Regions from separate parts of the Mus musculus genome. Here all the other regions are linked to region 3. Evidence: chromatin loops called from intact Hi-C (ENCODE). Cell type or tissue: left cerebral cortex. All regions are shown on one strand. Each heading gives the region's core, and the rest is flanking DNA. Links, peaks and the distances in the headings are about the cores only.

Region 1 (7,316 bases), core at 821-5,820, 210 kb before region 3:
AAAGAGAAAAAAAAAAGCATTCAGATGCCCCACAGGGTAAATGGCTCTTCAAGGACATGCCTATGGGGGCCTCTGTCCCCTACAGGACCCAAGTTCACACAAGGCAAGGTAAAAACAGTCAGGCCTGGCACTGAAGGAAGGTGCCGAGGCCCAGGAGACTAGCCACATCTCAGTCCTCATCCACCACTTCCTCTATATGTTTTGGGGGACATCAGTTTCCCCTGAGATCTGAGGGTCGTAGTCCCAGGATCCTCATGTTCAGATTCTTGGAAGTGGATACCACTGCCCAGAAAAGGGCTCTGGCCAGACTCAGAGGCAAAGGGGACAAGAGCTCCGCCCACTCTGAGTGCCTCTCACAGGGTCATTTGAACACAAACATCTCCTGCTTACAACGCCCCCCTCCTCCACCACCACCAAACAGACTCCTGGGAGAGATTAGCTAGCTGGGACTGGGCCCACAAGAGGGCTGACAAACTAAAGTAAAATCCACTACTAGAAACAAAACAAACCAATCAAGAAGAAATATGGGCCAAACTGCGGGAGATGTTTTACACTTTAAAGCAAACATTAAACAATCATCAAAACTGGATGAATGGCTTAAGAAGGAGGCGGGGGGGGGGGGGGGGGGGAGAATCCACAAAAACAAACCAATTTTGAAAAAAAAAAATTCACTTAGTAAAGCATCAACAACCCCAACTGTGGCGGGGGAGGAGAAGTCTTACAATGAGGTCTGCTCAGCCTGAGAAATGAGAAACCCTACTGAAACAACGACCTGGGGCAGCCGCTGAGTTTTGCTAGAAGGTGATACTAGAAGATTCTGTGAGGGGAACAGGTGCGGCTGCTTACCAAGCTGAAAGCTGCTTGGATGAGCAAGATTGAGAGCAGGGGGCTCAGAACATGCACCTCCCACCGGGGACATCATGAAACATATACTTGGGCTCAAGTTAGAACCAAAAGCATTCGGCTCCCCCTGAAGTTCAAAGCTCTGGACCTGCCTTGTCCACCTCAAGAATGAGCAATCAGGACTAGCCAACTACAAGACAGATGTAAAAGGTGGTGTACCCCCAACCCTCCGCACCAGGCACTGTGAACAGAGTCAATTCACTTCTTTCTGTCCTTCATTTTAGATTTTCTCAAACCAGCCTCAGGAGAGGGGCCAAGCACCCTCCTCTACAACCACAGTAAACTTGAGCGAGTAGAAGCCGAGAATACTTAGACTGCTGGGATGCCCCGAGTGAAGCACGCCATGTTCTGCCTGGGCTTCCCTTGGTTGTGCAATACCCTTGTTCAAATGCACTTTTCTTTGTTATGGTGCTTGCCAAAAAAATCTTAGAGTCACCATCCCTCTTGCTGTGCTGGCTGCTTACACATCACTGTGGGGAAGGAGCGTGGACGAGGTCTTTGAAGTGGATAAAAGAAAAGAAGCCACTCGGACTGACTACATGCACGGTGTGAACATGCCCATTGTGCACAGAGATCTCTTTGGTGAACCCCATCTTTCTCCCATAACAAGTTTCCTCTGTGTTTTTAGTGGAACCCCGTAACGGCTTTGGAATCACTTTGCATGTGTAAGTGGGGGATATCGACATTTGTAGAGGGTCTGGAAGAGGTGCTGGGCCCCTTGCTAAACAACTTCCAACACAAGAGGCTGTGATTGAGGTCCTGTGCCCTCAGGCCCTTCCCTGCCTTTGGAGCTTCTGAGAATGGGTAAATAGTTCTTCTGAGTGTCCAACTGGGACACAGTGAAATAGATATGTGTGCACAGTGTGCTGTTCACACTGGAGGAGGGGCTGCGTTATGGCCCAGCAGCTGACAGAGGATGAATAGTCTCTGAGGTCCCTGAGGTCAGAGGATCCAGTGAAATGGCCACATTGGATGGCTCTCCAGACGTGTAGTGGGTGGAGACTCGGCATCCAGATACATTGCCTATGAGCCTAGCCTGCCCTCAGCTGAGACATGAATATCTAAATGATCTAGACACAAAGTATCAAGGTACCCTCTGACCTTCCAATACCAAGGCAACCTGATCTCCGCTGAGACATGAATATCTAGATGATCTAGACACAAAGTATCAAGGTACCCTCTGACCTTCCAATACCAAGGCTCAGGATCAGAGAACTGAGACATGACCTTAAGTTTCAAATATAAGGAGATCGAGGGAAGAGAATGGCAGGGACTTAGGGTACCTGCCCTGGTCTGTAAAAAAACACCTAGAATAATGAAGGACAGTCTTCCCTATCTCACCCATCCATGTGGCCTGAAGGAAGACCCAACCCATGGCTCTTGGCAGCCTCTAGAAGCCCCAGAGTAATTAGGTTGGATAACACCTGACCACCCTGCAAGAGAATGGGGTGAGGAGGTGGCCCCTGGTGATATCCACCCCAGAACCCCATCCACTACAGGGCGACTAGAGCCCAGACCCCTAAAAAACCGTGATGAGGTAGTAGGAGTCAAGACCATGTTCCAGAACCTTCTTTGCTGGAGTTCTGGATCCCATGTTGCTAAGGAAGAGCCCCTGACCCTAAGATCGACCATCCATTCTGTGAATGTTAGCATCTTGAGTAGCAACATGGGGCCAACAGGGCCCCAACTCCCCAAAGGCAACAGTGTCCTCATATCCTACTCCCAAATCGGCTCTGTCGTGGGCTCTGAGTGATGTTTCTCCCCTGCCCTCTCGCTCCTGGTGACTGTGGTGGAGGCTGGGAGGGGTGAGGTTTGGAACATAGACAGGAAGGACTCAAGAGTGGATCGGCTTGGCACTGGAGCCCGCCAGGTGCCAAATGCAAACCACAGAAACCAAGGCTGAGATGTCAGCAGCGCTGGTGATTGGTGTGCTAGCTGTGGCTGACCTGAGCCTTATTAGAAAACCAACTTCCATGGCTAAAGCCAGCGGATGCTGGGGAAGTGTTGGGGGCTGGAAGACCACAACTAAAACAGCCACCAAGTTTCATCTCAACCGCCCTTGCTCCTCCCACCTTCAGTGGGCCAGAATGCACTGAGGACCTTTAACTGTAGCCTTTGTACTCAGGTATGGGAGCACATCTTGGGGGGAGAGGGGATGTCTATGTAAAAGCCAGGCTCCCTCCATCCCCCTGGGGTCTGGCTCCATGCCTGCAGTACTCATCTTACACACTAGGTGGCAGTGCCCACCACCACTGCCACCGACACCACCGTACCTGACTCAGCCACATCAGCAATGTCCACCCCTTGCTCTTGTGCCATGAAGCCCAGGATGGAAAAAATTGCGAAGCCAGACACAAAACTGGTACCACTGTTCAGGCATCCCAGCAGCATACAGTCCCTAAGTTACACACACGTCAGGGGGTAAGTTAATCACAACACAAGGAAGCCACGCTCCCTACTTCTCTTTTTTTTTCTTTAATCATCATTTCTAACGTCCACCGGGCCCGCCAGCGCGACACTTGCCTGTACGAGTTATACTTGTACTTGTTATAGCTTCCCAGTGAGGTCATGGCCCCCAGGCAGATTGCGTAGGAAAAGAATATCTGAGTTCCAGCGTCGATCCACACCTGAAGAGGGGAAGAGCATTAGGGTGGTTGCCTGGGGTGATTAACCATGACAATGTCTACACAGGCGAGCTGCAAGGAACCCCAGAGGCAGATCTAGAACCCCAGAGGGCAGATCTAGAACCCCAGAGGGCAGATCTAGAACCCCAGAGGAAGACCCTCTTCTTCCTGCATCAGTTAAGGCCTCTAACTCTGGAGTGACCAGTACCACTCCTGAAACCTTGCTTTTCATATCTACAGAATGGGCCCCTAGCCTACCCTGCCCCTGCAAACAACTTTCCACACTCAGTAAAGAGCAGTCTTCTCTGAGTCTATTGCTAAGTTGCCACGGTCCACATCAAGCACACCAAGGCAGCTTTGACGGCTGTGATGGCTTAGTCTGAGACCTAAGTTAGAACACAAGGCATTCTTTACTTCTCTAGGGACTGTAGCTTATAGCTCTGGAAGGCAGCAAGCCTACCTTCCCAGCTTACAGCTCAGGCTGGCCACCAACCCTGCTCTGCTCCAATTTTCAACTGCTTCCCAGGGGCTTGGGAGCCTGGGACAAAGGTCTCAAAAGACACACAAAAGCCTCCAGGGGTTTCACCAACTCTAACACTCTTCAGCTATGTGCTGAGACAGGGGGACTTACAATTTGACCCCCTTAACCTTCAGAGCACCATTGATCCTATCTGAGGATGGTATCCTAAACATTGAGTCTCTGGTCCTGATGTGGCTGGAACAGGGGCCCCTCCTCGCCTTAGCAAGGAGTGATTGCCTGAGGCAGGCTCTGTAGCTCAGAAGGACTGTGAGCCACTACTGGCCCAGGAGAGAAGTACCAGGCAGTAATGGTTGGCTACACATGGGCATCAAAGAGCCAGAGAAAACACTGCCATCTGTACCCTGTGTGCACCACCGGTTTATACAGGGTCTTGGGATGAGGTACCACACCCTGCTGTACCTGTGGGTCCCCAAGGCGGCTGATGTCAGGGTACAGGTAGAATTTGATGCCTTCACCAGCACCTGGCAGGGTCAGTCCACGGACCAGCAGCACCAGAAGCATGGCAAACGGGAAAGTAGCGGTGAAGTAGACAACCTGTTGTCGAGAAGGCATCGGGTAGACTTGTGAGTGTCCTTGCTGCAATGAAGTGTGGGCCATCCTCTTCTCTCAGAGGCACGTGCTTGCCCTGGGTGCAGCAAGGACCCTAGAGACATATTGGTCTCACTTGCCGTGCCGTCTTTAGTGTGTTGTGCGACCCCTGAGCCTCTGCCACTTTCCTTAAATATGACATAAGGGTCTCTCTTATAGATTTAAAAAAAAATCCTGTGGATAATTCACATAGCCCATTCAGGCTCAGAATTTAACAAAGCAGGCAAGACAGAAAGCATGCCCACCCTTTGAAGAGATTATGCAAAAATACAAACATACAGACTGAGTCAACTATCAGGGACCCTAGGCAACGACTCAGCCCGTGGTCACATGGCACTCAGCACATATCGGCTAGCATGACAACTATCAGTATAACACAGGGGTCGGTGGGGGGGTTGGGAGTAAAGAAAGGGCTCGAGAGATGACACGTGGCTGAGAGGACTGGCTGCTTTTGCAAAGGACCCAAGATTGATTCCCAGCATCCACGTGGCAGCTTAGACCCAGTTGAAATTCCAGTTGCAAAGGACCTGACATCTCTGGTCATCTCTGACACCAGGCACACATAATATTTAGGCAACATACCTACACATATTTAAAAAAAAAAAAAAAAGACAGAAGCAGGTATAGGTGCACATCTGTAATCCTAGCACCCAGGAGGCTGAGGCAGATGTGTTCAAGGCCTGCCTGGGGATACAGAGTGAGACAAGGGGTCAGCTCCAACTCTGAGATGCAGGCCATGTTGGTCACTCTCTCTGGGTTTCTTCTCATATACAATGAGGACAAGAGTCACAGCAGCCCTTATCCAGGGGAAGATGGGTGAGCATCGGCACGGTCAGAGCCCAGCCGATGACTGTCAAGACATACAGCCTGCTTGACAGTGACTTGAGAGGTAGGCAGGAACTTCCCTAAGGTCATGCCCAGAATGGGAAAGACCCAGCAGGTTCCCAGCTTACAGGAGACCCATGGGGTCACGCTGTGTGGCTAGGGTTGGGATGAGGAAGAGATGGGTAATAATGCCCTTTGCCTGGTCCTATGAGCTGTTTAGCCACCCCACTGCAGGGTAGTTGGCCTTTACCATGGGTAGAAGGCCTGAGGGAGGCCATACTTTCTAGGAGGTCAAGCCCCTTGGAGAGGAACTCAAGCACAATGGCTGGTACTATCACTACCCTTCCCCACTTTTAGGGGAGAGACGTGGACTAGATAGGCTTAGGTTCCCAGCTCTGAGGCTAAGATAAGGAGATGGACTGGCCCAGAGGGTCAGCTGGAGTTTACCGCTCATCTATCCTACCTCCCAGTTGGCAACTGTGGCTGCCGCTTCCAGGGGGAACTCTGATCTCACCCTCTACCGAGGTCTTCAGGGAGTGTTTGGAAACAGCCCAGAAGGTGGTGGCAGGGCTTAAAGGAGGGCCCTCTCCTGCCTGCTACCCCTCCCCTGGATGCCTTTTTTCTTTCTCTGGGCCTCTGTGTCCCCAGCCACCCTCGCTTCTTTTCCCGTGATGGTCTGACAGACACCCGGGACAAAGGCCAATCAGGAAGCCACTAAAAGTATAAAAGAAAGAAAATCCTCCTGTCCCCTCCCTTCCTGTGGCTAGGCAGGCAGGCACCCCTGGCCAGGTCCCCTCTCTGAGGCCCTGCAAAGCCACACCCAAACTGGTAAACAATGACCATAGAAAGGCACGCCACGGGGTTCCCCAGAGGGCTACAAACACTTCAGAGTCAGTGGACTGTGGCCAGAAGCACTGGTGGGCTCACTGGGGTGGGGAGGGCTCCCTGGCTTGCCTCTTCAATAAGCCTACTATGTGCTATGAACTTACTTAATACTTACCATACCTGGATGAGCCATTACAACATGTCCCTTCCCTTGTGAGCAAACAGGCCATACCAGCCGTCATGTCACCTGTCTGGAGTCCCCAGTTAGAAGTAGGTGTTCAGAGGTAGGATCTAATCTAGGCCAAGTACTTTTGGGGCTCCCCTATCTTTGGGAGTGTTACTGTTGCTGCCACCTCCCCATCACACCTACCCAGCCGTCTCTCTAGAAAAAGCTACCCTTGTTTTGTAGCCTTTGCTACTCCTTGGATGAGCCCGAGAACCATTCTCTCAACTTTTCCGTGACTGTCCCTCGGGATCCTCTAGGGAGAGGCTGGTGCCAGGCGCCACCTTGGGCCCCTGACTGTGGCCCAGTAGGCCTTGCTGTGGGACGTGGTATTTTTCCACTCCTGTTGCTGATCCTTCAGAACAGGGCCAGAGGCCTTGTGGAAAATGGAGGCTTAGGGGGCACCTCATCCCTGGTCCTCTGGAGGTTAGTGGGTTTGCAAGAGGGACCTGGCTTCCGGTCTCCTGCTACTTAGCTTTACTTGGGAGCAGATGGCCTGACCAGCAAGCTCATTCGATTACATTACACCAGGGGAAACTGAGGCTGAGCAAGGTAAGAGGTTTTGTAAAGTCATTCCATTTATAATGGACAGAGCTGGGTCCAAACCCAGAACTAGCCCTGTCTGCCCCATTCTGCTTTGTTTCTGACAAAACAGGCTGTCCTGGAGTGTGACCACAGACCCAGCCACACACAGATCCAGACCTTTCCAGGGTGAGCACCAACAACCTGTCTCCTTGTGAGAGCAAGCAGGAACATGCCAGGCTTCTGCCTCCCTGCACCTGCCAGC
Region 2 (7,316 bases), core at 821-5,820, 230 kb before region 3:
GATCTGGCCTGTTCCAGGCAAGGGCTGGTTGGTGAACAGCTTAGCCCTCTCTCCAGGAGGCAGGCGGACCAGAGTCACGAGCTCTACTTCAAAATGTTACTTACATGCAGACGTGAAAAGACAAGCATCACAATAAGGGTCATCAGGGGCAGGGGCGGGGTGAGAGTGGGGGCCACTGAAGACAGGTGAGGGGACACTGCTGGGGAGTGGGCTCGGGAGGCGGCTGGCCTTCCAAATCCAGGCAGGGCCTGGGGACTTGGCCCGCTGTGTCTTTGGTCTAGAATTCGATCTGGGAATGATTAAAAAAAGCCTTTCTCAGGCCATTTCCAGAATGGTGCCATTTGTCTGCCAACCCAAAATACTGAAGGCTCGCCAGAGGGGCGTGCCCGGTGGGGGTTAGGGGTAGGGTAGACGGGCATGACCACAGACACTGCCACAGCTGGACGAGCCCCCCTCTCCCTTACACTTCACCTGTCTTTCAGTCACCCACAGTGGTTACTTTTAAGGTTCCGTTGAACGAAAGAAAACCAGGGTACATTACAAGTCGGTAAAATCGGGGAAGGAGAACTCCAAACACTCAAAATAACACGAGAGCAACCAGAAATACACAGGACAACAGGAACACAGTACAATCATGGGTGGCTGAGTCAACAGCCACTGGAAGAGGATTAGAGGGTCACTTGGCAGAGTACATTGCTTTGGAGACAGGAAAAAATGTGTACATTTGTCAAAGAAGTTCAGGATGGCACAGTTGGGCCCAGTGGAGGCTGGGGTGAAGGTGTAGTGCCCTCTCCTGGTTCAGAAGCTGACATTGGGCAGCTCTGGAGTACTGACCTCACTTCTGTGGAGATAGCTTCAACTGACCGAAACTTCCCTTCGCCTTCCCTCTGCCGTCCCCTGGGGGCAAACGCCTGTCCAACAGCCAATGCAGTGGCTTGGAAATCATCTGAGGTCACTACCAAGCTGGCTCTGTACTGGAACTCAGATCCTTTAAGATCCAGGGTCTACAGCCACTTGGAGCACTCCTTGCTGGGAGCTGCTGGATGGTTCTGGGGTGGTAACTTTCACAAGAGTTTGTCAAGAGGCAAGGAAGAATAGTGCCCTCCTGGGGTACACTTGCCAGCCTGGGGTACACTCACCCTCCTGAGCTGCTAATATCATTTGGTCCACTGGCCTCCCTCACCCCGGGCCCTCACCAAAATACATTCTGCTTGGGGAATACTCTGGTCACCACCCACCATGACTCCACTCAAATACCGCAGACACTTCCTGAGTGTGACCCCCACTCTGAAGCCCCAGCAGCTCCTGTGGCCTGGCTTCGGGCAGCCATACTGAGTGTTCAAGAAAGGACAGGGATTCGGCCTACGCCTGCAGAGGCAGGCTCCCAGACCTGAGCCACATCCTCACCAGACATTCAGACGTCCCATCCCTGCCTGTAATACCCATGGTGGTTCAGCCAGTCCCACTGACTACCACCCATGTCTTCTTCCAAGTAAGAGGGCAGGCGTTTGGCCCTGGTACAACCGCTTCAGCTGCTCTGAGATCTATCATTCATGCTGAGGGTGGGCCAGTATTTTGGCATCTTTCTTGTTGGCTGAGGGTCCATAGCCCTGCTCTCTCCTGCCCCTCAGGTCTGTTCAGCTAGTGGGGGGGGGGGGCTCCCTCTCCTCAGCTGTGTTCTTCCTCCTGAACCAGCTCAGAAGGGACTACACCGTTCTTGAAGATGTATCCACTATCATAGGAAAATTCCACCCAGCATTCAGGTTTTTTTTTTTTTTCTCTTTTTTCATTTGTTTTTGGGCAGAACTTTCTGCCAGCTATATAAGCACCGAAGAATTGCTTTTGAAAAACGAGATCCATTGCTGGCAAGACCAATTCAAGTGGCAAAGTGTATGACAGACTCTAAGTATATATAGTTATATGTTAAAAAAAATACAAAGAAAAATTTACCAAGTTCCCACAAAATACATGGAAATCAATATGAAAGTCCATCCTCTTCCCCAGGACGTAGGCCTATGGGTTTTCTTTTTGTACAAAATATCCCCCAAACAAAACAAAACACACATATACAGACATACACGATACACATACACACACACATAGAGTAACATTTTCTGTGACAATTAAAAAAAAAAATCCTAGTACAAATATAAAGCTCTGTAAACCTGGTCCTATGAGAATCTAACGTTAGTAAACAGCAGGAAAGCGGCGCCTGTCACATGGCCCGGACCTCACATCATGGTCTCCACAATGACGTGACTGGGTTTCATGAGTGCGCCGTTCATGAGGGTTACTCGGGAGTGAAAGGGTGTGGCCCCTTCACGCTCCACAGCCCAGCGGTTGGGCTCCCTGGGGGTTATCAGGTATTTGATTCTCTGTGGAAGAAAGAGGAGCAGATCAGGAGTGGATTACGGAGGGTCCTTCCCACCCACCTCTAGAACATCCCAGGCATCTGCCACCCTTTCTGGCCCTTTTATGGATCTTTTCTAAATGGAGTGATCCCCCCAGCCAACCCCTGTATTCTTGCTTACAGACAGGGTACACACATGACCTCCACAGGCAGATTTCTTTCCCCTGAGGAGTTGAGTCCTATCTCCCCATGGTTTATTCTCCCGGGTTTCTCTGACTTTCTGCTTCTACAGTATGTCTTAGAGTTGGAAAACTGACCTAATCCTTCCTCTTTTCCAGACCCCGCCCCCAAGAAGAAATTTGTACTCCTTGGTCTCCCTTCAGGAGACAGTTCCTCAAGAAGCTCCATCTCCTGAAGGGATGGGCCTAGGAGCCCACTGCGGGGAAGAGCCTGCCCTTTCAGATAGGAGACTACAGGAGAATTCTCACTCTAGCCATAGAGCCTCGGCTTCTCAGTGTGGTGACTGATCCTGGAGCTAGGGAGGGAAGAGCCCTGTGCTAGGAAGTCCCCAGCAGAGTGGGAGTGGAACTTGGCTCCCACCTCTGCCTCCTGCCCACTTCCTGCCGGGTGTCTGCTCAGACTGAAACGGGCCAGCAGTTTAAAAAAAGAAAAGAAGGGAACAAAAGGCCCTTCTAGGTATTTACATCCAACCATGGCAAATTACAAGCGGGAGAGCTGCTTTAAGCCTGCATGGGCCAGGCCTGGTGTTCTCCCTGGCACCGTCAAAGGACCTGGGAGAAGCGGCTTATTTAAAAAAGACATCATCTCACTTGGAGAATCCACATTTCCACATTCTCTAGGAGTGGGGGGAAAACAAACACAAGACCTGGTAACCGCAGGCCATGCCCCTCCCACAAACACCTGCGCTGCTTTGAGCAGGTAGGCTCCTCCTTACCCACCGACCTAGCCTGCTGCCTGCATGCTTTCAACCCGCCCCCCCTTACATTGGAACACTGCGCTCCAAATGCAAAAGTGGGAAATCGTACCCACACTGGCAGCCACCATGCTGTCTGCTGGGAGGCACAGCCTGGTCTGGAACCCTGATTGGGTTGGAGAACTTGATATGCCCCTTGCTACCTCACGATTAGGAGGGTACCAGGATAGCTTGTGCTGCCAGCGGGGCTGTGGCTCTTTCTAGCTGTGGGGAGACATCCATGCCAGCTGCTCCTGCCTCCCCCAGCAGCTCACTCTGAACAAATCTGCGCACGCAGGCCAAACCAACCTCTTAAAATGGGGCTTTAAGACAGGCAGTGGGGCTTCTACCCATAACTCTGGCACTAGGGAGGTTTGAGGCCAACTTGGACTTGAGTGAGTTCTAGGTCAGCTTGGTCTATAGATTTAGATACTGTCACAAAAACCAAAGTAACAACCATCGTCACCACCACCACAACAAAAACATTCAGGTTTTCAGAGACCCTGTAACCAGAACACACCTCTAAACACCCCTGCAAAGGCCAACTAACTCACGTCTGGGTACTAATAACCTTTGAAGGTGACCGGAGTTGGCTCAGAGCAGGCCCTGCAGTTACCTGTGTGTCTGGAGCTGACTGTTTCAGCACCAACAACAGAGGTGGCTGCTTTGACTCCAGCTTAATGGTGGCGTCCCATCCCCACTCCTCTACCCTCTGGGGAAGCTGTGATGCCCTGGCTCCTTCCTGGTCTCCACTCCTCTCCCAGCCAACACAGCCCCCTCCACAGGAGGAAGCCTGGGCCAGCTCAAGGGGGAGCCAGGGCCCCAGGACATCCTGGCTCCAGATTCTTTTTGTAAGAGAATAAAAACAGCCCAAAATAAAACGGTGGGGCCTTGGAGCTGGCCCAGGGGGGGCAAAGGTTAAAGTAGATTCTGAGAAAGGGATTTCGCGGAAAGAGCAGGGGACTGCCAGGCCTGGAGGCTCCCACATTGTGGGAAGAATTCCTAAGGAGGCTGGGGGAAAGGGAAGGGTCGCCGTGAGGAATCAGGCAGTCACAGAGGTTGGGAGCAGGGCAGACGTGGCGGCACACCCCAGCAGAGAGTGGCATGGTTGGGCAGTGCCGGGCTTCCTCTCCAGAATTTATCTCCTACCCTGACTCAGAACAGAGATTTCCCACAGCCTCTAACTTGGCACGTGAGGCCTCTGTCCCCTCTCTAGCCTACTGACTGACCCTCTGTACCCCACACCAGGACCACACTCTACCTCACACTATATTGGGCACATTCCTCTTAAGTTCATGGCCCCCTTTAAATGTCACCACAAAGCCTTCTCCAACGTGAATGGCACCTGTCTGTCTGCCCACAGCGTACTCCTTCCTGCCTTGGCTCTCAGGCCTTTCATGGGGTGAGAGAAACCCTGGGATTCAGAGAGGGCGAGAATCCTGCCTAACTTCACACAGAAACCGACACTGTCTGTCCTCCATCTCGCATGGCCCATGCCCCGTGCTCACCACGCGGAGCGGTCCCTCCGTCCGGCAGAGGAGGATGACAATGACCAAGGGGATACACAGCATGGAGGAAAGGGCCAGGCCCCAGCCCAGCCCAATTGCCCAATCCGGGTACCGGTACACTTTGTTGTAGGTCAGGGGTACATACTTGACAAGCGAGAAGACGAAACATCCCTGTGGAGAGACGGGGCAAGCAGTCAGAGGGCCCGTAGGCATTTGAGAGCAGTGTGGACTTTATCTGGGGCAGGGCCTCTCCTCTATCCTTACTATGGAGATGGGGTGGCATGGTGCCTTATGGATCTTTCCAAGGCAAATCTGACCCAGTCACCTGCTCACCCTCCCCTGGCTCCCCAGGTCAGCTCGTAGCCGACCCCACCCTTCTTTATCTACCCCCACCCCTCGGGGTTCTTTCCAGCTCTTTCGAATGTGCCCAGGGCCTTAACAAAGGCCACTTCCTCCTGCCCATCCTTTTTCCTTCATCTTTTCACCCGACGTCCACTCCAGTGCGCTGGCCTTACCTACCCAGACCCCAGCTTTTCCCTTCAGAAGCGATGTGGCTCTGATACCCAGAGTTCGGCTGTTCCCCTCCCTCTGGAGCAGTGGTTCTCAACCTTCCTGATACTGCAACCCTTTAGTACAGTTCCTCGTGTTGTGGTGACCCCCAGCCATGAAATAATTTTTGTTGTTACTTCACAACTGTAATCGTGGTATTATTATGACTGATCGTGTAAAAGTCTGTGTTCTCCAGTGGTCTCAGACAACCCCAGTGAAAAGCGGTGGGGCGATGGCTAAGAACCACCACTCTAGAGCACCTCTCTTTTAACACCAGATGTGGTTCTAGACATACACAGCAGGTGCACAATAAATGCCAAAAGCATGGATGAGAGCGGGGCAGCCAGCGGCCTAAATGCCATTATCTCTTGTCACACTGGTCTGGTCCCAGTGACAGGATGCAGACCTGGCCTTGGTCCTGAAGAGAATGGTGGGGTGAGTCCTGAACCCTAAAGCTGTGCAGAGTCTACCTTTGCCTTTGAGAGGAGGCGCTCTGACTCTGGAAGAACTGCCCTCTGTATCCTTCTCAAAAAAATGAGGCAACCCAGGGAGTGCCATGGCAAAACCAATCCACTACTCACTGCCTAAAACCAGGTCTGATGGGTGATAGTGGTGCATGGTGGGGACAGGTGGCCCACAGAGCCTACCCTTCTCTGTTGCTTTCTGCCTAAACAGCTTCAGCTTCCGTAAAAGTGAGCCCCAGAGGTGGGTGACTCTGGCCTCTACCTAGACTTTCCAGCAGAGGGCCTCATTCTGCCACCAGAGTGCAGACTACCACTGGTCTAGAGGATAGGAAATCGGAGGTTAGTGTGAGAGGGACCCCAGGCACAAGCCTGGTGTGAACAAGGACAGGCTTACGGGCCTGTGCCCAGCTGACTGCAACCCTACCTGGGTTGAGCCTCCAGTTGCTGTTTTGCAGTCTCTTGACTTTGTTGAGAGATATGTGTGCCGAGAGCCACAATCAGACTCATCAGATTCTAAACCCTGTCACCTGCACTGAGGTCTCACATCAGGGTATCCTTGTCACAGAGGTGACAAGGTGAGGTGAAAAGACTGAGGCCTAGACAGAGGAGTCAATCAGCATGTCACTTGGTCTAGCCTGGGAGTAGAGGTCACAGGAGAGGGGACCTGTTAATCACTAAGCACTGATTTTAAAGCAACGAACATCTGGACTCCCCAAGATGCTGACCAGGAACAGCAGTACAGGGAGAACGCCCACACATGAAGATCCCTAGGGTGTTGGCCAGGCTCTGCTGCAAAAGCTCGATGGTACTCACAAGCAGAGTCTCAGAGAAGGTAACATGCAAGCAGCAAAGCCAGCTCCAAGGTGGCAGGCAGAGGACAGCAGCCTGACACTGCCCTTCCTGCTTCCTCTTCTTCACAAACTCCTATTGGTCCTACAAAACCCTATGCAACCAAGGCAACATAAAGCAAACTGCCCCCACTGTCCCAGGTATAGCTGAAGCTGGCTTTACCAGAGCCCACAGAATGCAAGAGATCACAAGGTGAAAATGTCACGCTCAGGTGAGACTTACAACACAAAGAGCTGGAGTGATGACAGCCCAGCTGTACTTCATCCAGGGCCCAGGCCGATAGCCAATCATGTCCTCAATACCGTCATATAAGTTATCACCGCCTACAAGAGATAGCAGTGGGGGTCCCCGGTGACATGGTGGTCAAAGCCAGAATAGCACCAGGAAACAACGCAGCTGGGGTCACCATCTCAACCACCGGGCCTATGTCTCCACACCAAGCACGGCCATGTGACATTCAGTGCAGCTGGGTACCTGCATTTTGCTGGAAGTCTTAGACAGAGTCCACATCTTAGCATGGCTAATCCCAGCTCTCTAAGAGATCAAAATGGACCATTTCTGGGCCAAAGAGTAGGTCACCCTAGGTTCTGAGGTGACAGTGTTATATTTATAGCAACATGTTC
Region 3 (7,316 bases), core at 726-5,725:
CTACACACTAGACTTCTTAGAGGAGATGTTTTACTCTTTTGTTTGTTTGTGTTTAAATATCAACCCAGAAGGCTCTAGAAACTGTGACTTAGTTGGTGTAGGATATTTTGATCATCAAGAATTTTATGAACTTGGCAAGTGGGGCTGTTGCTCAGCACAACTGGAGATGATTCTAAGGGGAGGGAGGGTCCAGTGGGAAGGGACTTAGGAGGCACTGAGCCTGACCTGTGTGAGGAATAGCAAAGCAGCCAGTGGGTTTGGTTTGAAGGAGGAGAGGAAGGTGAGAAAGGCAGGTGGGGTAAGAGGTGGGTGAGATGGGCCATGTATCTGAATGCTGCTCCAGTGGTCTGGGGAGCCTGGGGGTCGGCAGCAAGCTGGGCCTTCTGTCTGGAGAGTCTTTACTCCAGTCAATCCGAGGCCAGCTATCTTTTTACCAATCTTGGATTCTCCCTAGCGATGTGCGGCTGTGATGAAGGATGAAGGTGCTCCACTGTTGCAGGATATTTGATCACAGTGTGAACCCTGAGATTGTTTTGTTCACTGGAAAAACCCGTTTCTAGTTGTAGTGTGGCTCGATCTTAGTACACACCTTTAATTCTAAACAACGAAGAGAAAGTTAGTTTGTAGAAGGAAGCACCCATATTTGAAAGTGAGAATGAGAAGGTAAAGACAGAATGAGCCAGAGAATGAGAAGGAGCCAGAAGATTAGAACAGATTGCTAGAGTTAGTTTGAGGCCGAGTAGGGCAATTCAGTCAGAGACCAAGAGAAGCCAGATTCAATCAGTCAGCTTGGAGAGGAGTTTGAGCCAGAACAGCTGAGTTGAACCAGTCAGCCAGAGCTCAAAAAGAAATAGAAACAGTGAATTTGTTCAGCAGTAAGTTTCAGAAGCTGAGACATTCTAGGCCTAGCTAAGATTGTATGGTTGCTAGAAGCTTCTAGGATTAGGCCTAGGTTAGCAGATTGAGGCAGTAGGCCTTGGAGACAACAATTAGTACAGGTAAATAAAAGTTCCTTTTACACGCCACAGCTTTCTTCTCATATTTTGAATACTGCCCATGGATTTGAAACCTTTGAAAAAGAAGTCTAGACAAAGTAATAAAGTACTGTGTTGTGGAACAGGGACTTGGCAGGTAGGGGACATCTTCAGTCATTCACAACAATGTGAGTGCTTCTACTTATACATTGTTAAGATGGTACATTTTATCTTATGCTGTGTGTGTATATATGTATGTGCACATTGGTAAAATGGTGTGTGTGTATGTGTGTTTGTGTGTATTGTGAGAATACAGGTGCAGGCCACCAGAGCACATGAAATAAATAGTTTGGGACAACTATTTACTTTGACAGAATGATTCCTTACATGAAGTTCTACACGTGGCTTACCTACAAAGCAGGGCATCTGGGCTCCAAAGACATGATTGTTTGACATGCAGCATGGCAGAAACATCAGCCCGAAGAGCAAGGCCGGCTGCTTTGATCCCTCCTGCAATGGCTCTGCCCTCTAAGGATATCGTGCAATCCAGTGTGCTTGAACTAAACCCGAGTGTTGCCACACAATTCTCTCCACATCTATTTTGACTCTGGCAGTTGCTAACCTTGCTTCTAGGAAAAGGTGGGGGTGGGGACCCCTGTTGGTGAGACTCTACTGTTCTGAGCATGTGAGAGCGCTGGCTGAGCGGAGGCAGGGATGAGCTGCTCCTGGGTAGCTTTCAGCAACACTCCTGGGCCCTGATAGTTGGCAGAGGCCTGGCACCAGCTCTGTCACCCTGCCGTGAGGATGACCTGCCCTTTCCCTCCGTTATTTGAGCTCTGGGCCAGAGCTGATGGTGATGTCATCGTCTTGTGATGTTGTTAGGTGACCTTGGTCATGAGGCTGGTTCTGCTTGTTTCTCTCACACCTGACAACTGAGATGAGAAAAGCATTGCTGGGAACCAAAGAGGGAAAGACGGAGGACCCTGCAAGGGAGAACTCTGCCAATCCCCAAACCCTAAGCACAACTGCCTTGGATCCAACCTAGTTTCTAGTGGTTCTAGGCCTGGAAAAGCTGTAAAGGAAAAAGAGAAGAAGACATCAGTGAGGGCTGGGCGCAGTTCAGTAACAAAGCACTTGGCTAGCTCCTATCTTATGAAGGAAGAAACTGGATTGAAGGGACTGAGTCTAGTGTTCAGCTAGTTGTAAATGCAAGGTTTCTTGTCTCCTCATCTGTATCCTTACCTTGTAATACAAATGATGGCTCTCGGGTATCTTTCAATCTCTCTAAACCTGTTGAATCAATAACAAAGTGCCCTTAGGTTGGGAGGACAGCACAAATGAGGACATTCAGGCTGACAGCAGGAACAAGAATCTGCTCAGTAAGATGGCAAAGTCTGGCCTTGAACTCCCTGCCCCACAAAGCTCAGCTCCACCAGCGAGATACACCCAGGACCAGAGTGCTGGGGAAACCATCTTGCCTAGACTGTGTGTGCTCTTGTGGATGGTTCCAGCTCAGCATCACAGGAGCCGCCACTGTTAGGATACTTTGCCTGAAAACGGTCTCCTGGGGCTGTGGAGCATGTGATGTTGTCTGTCCTGTGCTTCTGGAAGCACGGTTGGATTTTCACATAGTTTGCATTTAAGGAATTAAATGGCACAGTTTGCCATCTAATATGTTGACAATGAACCGAGACAAACTGAAAGGGAATAGTGAAGAGTGTAGCACCCTCTAGTGTCAAAACAAGCTCTTGACTGATCCTGGAAACTTGAATAAGAGCAACAGACCTGGTATGCTACATAGTAGGTTGTGGTGATGGCTGTGTGCTTCACAAGCAACAAGAAAAGATTTTAAGTTTTCACCAGAAATAAACTAAATTTAATTATTCTAAAATACATGTTTGGAGATAAACATTTATATTCACTAAGATCCCACCCAATGTGTACCTGTTTACTTATGTGTGCCTATTTTATGTGCTTGTCTATTGAGATTAAGATCTTGATTCATAGCCCTTGGCTGGCCTAGAACTTGTAATCCTCAGCCCCTTGACTGCTGAGATTACAGTTATCCACCACAATGCCAAGCTCCAGTGTTTAGCTTTTATGTACCAGCTAAAAATACATTTAATTGAGGAAGGAAAAAAAAAAAGACATACAAGTTTAGGTGAATTCTCTTAGAAGTACTCTTCATTTCCCCTTGTGTGAGCAAGTGAGACCCAGGAATGGGGGGAAGCTTGCCAAAAGCCACAAAGCGTGTTGGTGACAGAGTCAAGACTGGCAGGTTTGTTACCCACCTCTGCTTTCTCCAGGAGGCATTTACTCCATAGCGAGCACGGACGGAAGACTGGGTCTCATTTAGCCCAACAGCAGCTGCTCACTCAGAAGGAAGAATCCTACCAAAGGGGAAAAGGAGGGGAGGTGGCTGGCATGTGATCTGAAGGGACCACAGCCCTCAGACTATACACTCTATTCAGGGGCTGCGGAGCTGTGTGAACAGCCCTGCTGCAGCTGAGCCCCACAGTGCCCTGGTTCCATTTCAGAGTGCTATTTGTTGGGTGCTGTGACCTAGGCAGGTCTCTTCCACTCCCTAGGTCTTTGTATTCCCACTGTGAGATCAAAGTACTGAGTGAAGTCAGGCTTTCTCACTTTGTTGAATGCCCAACTAGACGCAGAATTCTCTAGCACTGGCCTCTTTGCTGACCTTCAGCCAGGGTGGTAGTGGTGGTGAGGGATCCTCACTGCTCTGACAGATCCTCACAGAGCCTATCATCCTGAGAGACAGACTCCCTTAAGATGCTCTGCCTCCTTCTCCCTCCCTTCCTTGCTTCAGGCCCTTAGTTGGTCCTGTTGCAGATCCTGGCACATGGTAAACATCTTTGTTCCTCTCTGGTGTGGAGTATGTGTTCACGTGTGTGTGTGTGTGTGTGTGTGTGTGTGCTTGCTTGGAGAGGTCAGAGGTTTATGTTTTATCATTCTCCACCTTATTTTTTGAGACAGGGTCTCTCACTGAACCTGAGGCTTACTGTCTCAGCAAAACTAGCTAGCCAGCAAGCTCTGCTGACCTTCCAGGGCTGGCTTTGCAGGTTCGTTCCGACATACCTTGCTTTTCACATGGGTGCTAGGATCTGACCTTAGATCCTCATGTCCGCTTGGCAAAAAAACACTGAGCTATTTTCTCAGCCCTTGCAAAGTACATTTTAACTGGACAAATCAAAATATTTCAAAGCCAGGTTGCCCTGAAAACGACTTAGGGAGACGGCGTAGAGCAGCTGGACTAAGGCAGCTTAAAGGAGTGACTTCTGTCCACTGCTCATGACCTCTCTGTGCTGCTTCCAACCTGGGGACAATTCCTGGGCTGCTCATGTAGACACTCGTTAGTCCTCACAGCTGACCTTAGGGCACTTCATCTGCTTAGCTGGCACATGGCACAGCTGTGCTTTGTAGCTTGGTTATCTGGCTCCATGATACTGCAAGATCCCCTTGCAACTGTGGGAACTTTCCCAACCCACAAAGGACAACTGGGGGGCTCCTGGCAACACCTCACCCTGGATGTCCATGGCACAGGAAGTGGATGGGAAGAATACCAAGAAAAGAATCCCTCAGGGGTAATCAATATCAGAAACCACAGTGGGGCATGCTGTATCCACACCCATGAAACTTAAACTTCAGCCAAGAAAATAAGAATCGACATGCTCTGTTTGAGTGGAGCAACAGGCCTGCAGGAGTTGAAAACATCGGGCCTTGTAGTCCTCATTTCTTGGTGTTTTCCATGTAAACTGATGCCTGGCTAGGTGCCCGCAGCTGGCGCCTGCTGGTAGTCTCAGGCACATGGTGGCAGAAGATGGCTGAGGGGTGAAAGGAGGTAAGCCTTGCTGAGTTGTGGGGACCCCAGTATTGAAGAATGATGTCCACAGCTTGCCTCTCCAAAGTACCACTGGCCCCTTCTGCCTGCAATGCACAGCATAGCACTGCAGGCCCGGTATCATTTAATCTTCACCCATTCAGCATTGCTGGAGGACAAGCTGTTGGCCAGGCCTCAGCCTGGGGTTGTGAAAACAAGCAGTCACTTGTCTGATGGGACTGTGTTCAACTCTAAGTTCTCAGAAGCAGAGGAGCCAATACCTATATCTGGCTTAGGAACCCGACCCAGTGCTGCAGCAGGACTCTACAGGTACCCTCCTCCCCACCACCCCCCACTCCCCGGGTCCTGCTGCCACCATGCTGCCCAGTCTGTTACTGAACAAGCCTAAGCTTTGCCCACCTTGATTTCTTGAGAGGCTCCAGAGCTTCTGATGAGATTTCACAGCAATAGCCTGAGGTGTGTCCCAAGAAATCTGTCACTACTAATTTCAGCAACTTATAACTGACTTATCTATAGAACAGGCCTTCTTTGCCTCTGGCAGTGTCTCATTTTGGCTGCCAATGAGAGAGGTGGGGAGCATCCTGCTCAGGCCCGGCTCACTGAAGCCTCCATTCTCACAGCTGGATGAACAGCCTACGGTTGAGCACAAGATGTTTGAATCTGCCATAGGGAAGTGCTTGCCCTGAGCTCAATAAAGAGCCAAGTGACAGGGCTACCCACAGTGCTTACTTTCCTTAAACAACAGAAATTCTCTGCGTTTGGGGCAAGCCAGGATGGCTTCTTCGTTTCCAGTGGTGTGTGTGTGTTCATCACAGGTAAGCTTTGCTCACTGCTAGTAGCTGCTCACAGGATGGGACAGCAATGGCCGAGTATTACCCCTGAAGAGTAAATTAGAGGTCATGGGAAATATGGCTGATACCTCGTATTGGGGCAGATCTTTGAAATTTACTGCTTAAAACTGTCACTTGTAGCTAATGATTATAGATTAACATTAGTCAAGTTACTTGGATTTCAAATAAAGCACACTGCAAATATAGCTTGGTCTTTGTGAGAAGCAATCACCATTCCGAATTATCTCTTTCATGAAATAACCAACCCAGGAATGAAGGTGTGGCATTTGCTATGCCCATCTAGTTGACAAGAAGCAACTTACAGAAGGGTTTACTTTGGCTTACACTTTGAGGGTACATTACTCAAGTAGGGAAGGCACTGTGGGGGGGGGGGGCTCAGCTGTGATGGCAGGAGCATGGTGCACTTGTTTACATCTGGGGGGTCAGGAAGCAGACAGAACAGGATGCAGGGTTGGACTATAAATATAAAACCTTAAGGTCACCCCTCAATTACCCCATAAAGGTTTCATAGCTTCCCAAACAGCAGCACCAGCCGGGGGCCAAGCACTGAAACACCCGAGGCTTTGGCGGACAGTCCATATTGTAACCATCACAGACGGTGTGCTACAGAAACCACTCTTACTAATTCCAGCAAGCATGGCATATCCAGCTGAGTGTTCTCTGACCATAAGTCTAAGACATCCTTGCTAGGAACCCTTTGCCGTAAGGCCTAGACAGTACCACTTCAAACCAATAGTGGTAGCCCTGGTATGGGGGTCAGCGGCAGGAGGTCTGCTTGAGTCCCAAACCTGAAGAAGCTGCCAACCTTACAAACCCGTTTGCTCCTTTTAAGACTGTGGGACTTCTGAGGACTATGATAGAGGCTTTGCCAGAGGCATGCTAGTCGGTGAGTTAGTGAGGGCCATTGCTGCTAGAATTTGGCTAAGCTGTCTACTCAGGAAGGGGATCTCAAGGAATGACTACTTGACACAGTCAAAATCCCCAGTCCTATGTTTCCCACAGTGAACAGGACATCACCCAGCACAGCTAAAGCCTAAGGACAGTGTCAGGGTGGTCAGGGCCAAGGGAGGGTTCTGCCCCACCTACTCACTGAAGACCAAACTTCTATCAGCTCAGCCACACTTGTTTTTCTCTTCTCTAACTTGTAGGAACAGGTACAATAATGAAAACAGAGACTCTTCAACACAATGTCGGCTCAGAGCACATGAGCAAACTGCACTTGACTGGATTAGCGAACTCAGCACATTTATAGACATGTCCCCCAGTGTGGCTTGTCTACAGTTTTCTTTTTGTGGTGCTGGGGACCACGGCCCTAACACATCCAGGCTGAGGGCCACAGCCCTTGCTCTATTTTCTCTATTTCACAACAGGGTAACCACCAAGTGTTGGCCCTGTGTTCTTGTGATTCTATGTGAAGCGTAGGCTGGCTGAAGCCGGAATGGAAGTAGCTTTGCTTTCACTGCTTCCTGCTCAGACTCCCCATGTCCTTGTCACTGGCGGCCTATGAGCCAGGACTGGAAGACAGTTTCTTCAGAGTCACACAAGTCATGTTTTGCATTTACCCAGTAGGTTGACAGCTGGGGTCACGTGCCTCCCTTGTCTAGTTCTTACTGGGTGCTACCTGAGCTTTTG

What was found. Peaks named below come from ENCODE experiments on the same cell type or tissue, not always from the same donor. Only the 100,000 strongest peaks of a DNase experiment are listed, where the experiment ranks them.
Region 1: a loop joins it to region 3, with 7 times the contacts of the local background. A loop is called at or near these places in 30 of 42 quality-filtered maps.
Region 2: a loop joins it to region 3, with 4 times the contacts of the local background. A loop is called at or near these places in 30 of 42 quality-filtered maps.

What each region holds. Positions count from the first base shown.
Region 1 is chr6:91,737,163-91,744,478 of GRCm38, reverse strand. It overlaps Slc6a6 (solute carrier family 6 (neurotransmitter transporter, taurine), member 6), which reads right to left. Exons shown (of 15, transcript NM_009320.4): 7 at 4,468-4,602; 8 at 3,427-3,530; 9 at 3,177-3,301. Among named protein-coding and RNA genes, the nearest start is that of Gm44981, 19 kb to the right of the region's middle. In left cerebral cortex, for the core only: CTCF peaks have their summits at 2,924 and 3,123 (motif pointing right); a DNase peak (open chromatin) is centred at 3,162; H3K27ac peaks cover 1,026 bases.
Region 2 is chr6:91,749,973-91,757,288 of GRCm38, reverse strand. It overlaps Slc6a6 (solute carrier family 6 (neurotransmitter transporter, taurine), member 6), which reads right to left. Exons shown (of 15, transcript NM_009320.4): 13 at 6,916-7,016; 14 at 4,832-5,002; 15 at 1-2,375. The coding sequence ends at 2,232. Among named protein-coding and RNA genes, the nearest start is that of Gm44981, 32 kb to the right of the region's middle. In left cerebral cortex, for the core only: no CTCF peak of the experiment used is centred there; DNase peaks (open chromatin) are centred at 2,958, 3,333 and 3,564; H3K27ac peaks cover 2,353 bases.
Region 3 is chr6:91,522,822-91,530,137 of GRCm38, reverse strand. No RefSeq gene overlaps it. Among named protein-coding and RNA genes, the nearest start is that of Lsm3, 10 kb to the right of the region's middle. In left cerebral cortex, for the core only: a CTCF peak has its summit at 2,707 (motif pointing left); DNase peaks (open chromatin) are centred at 2,706 and 3,304.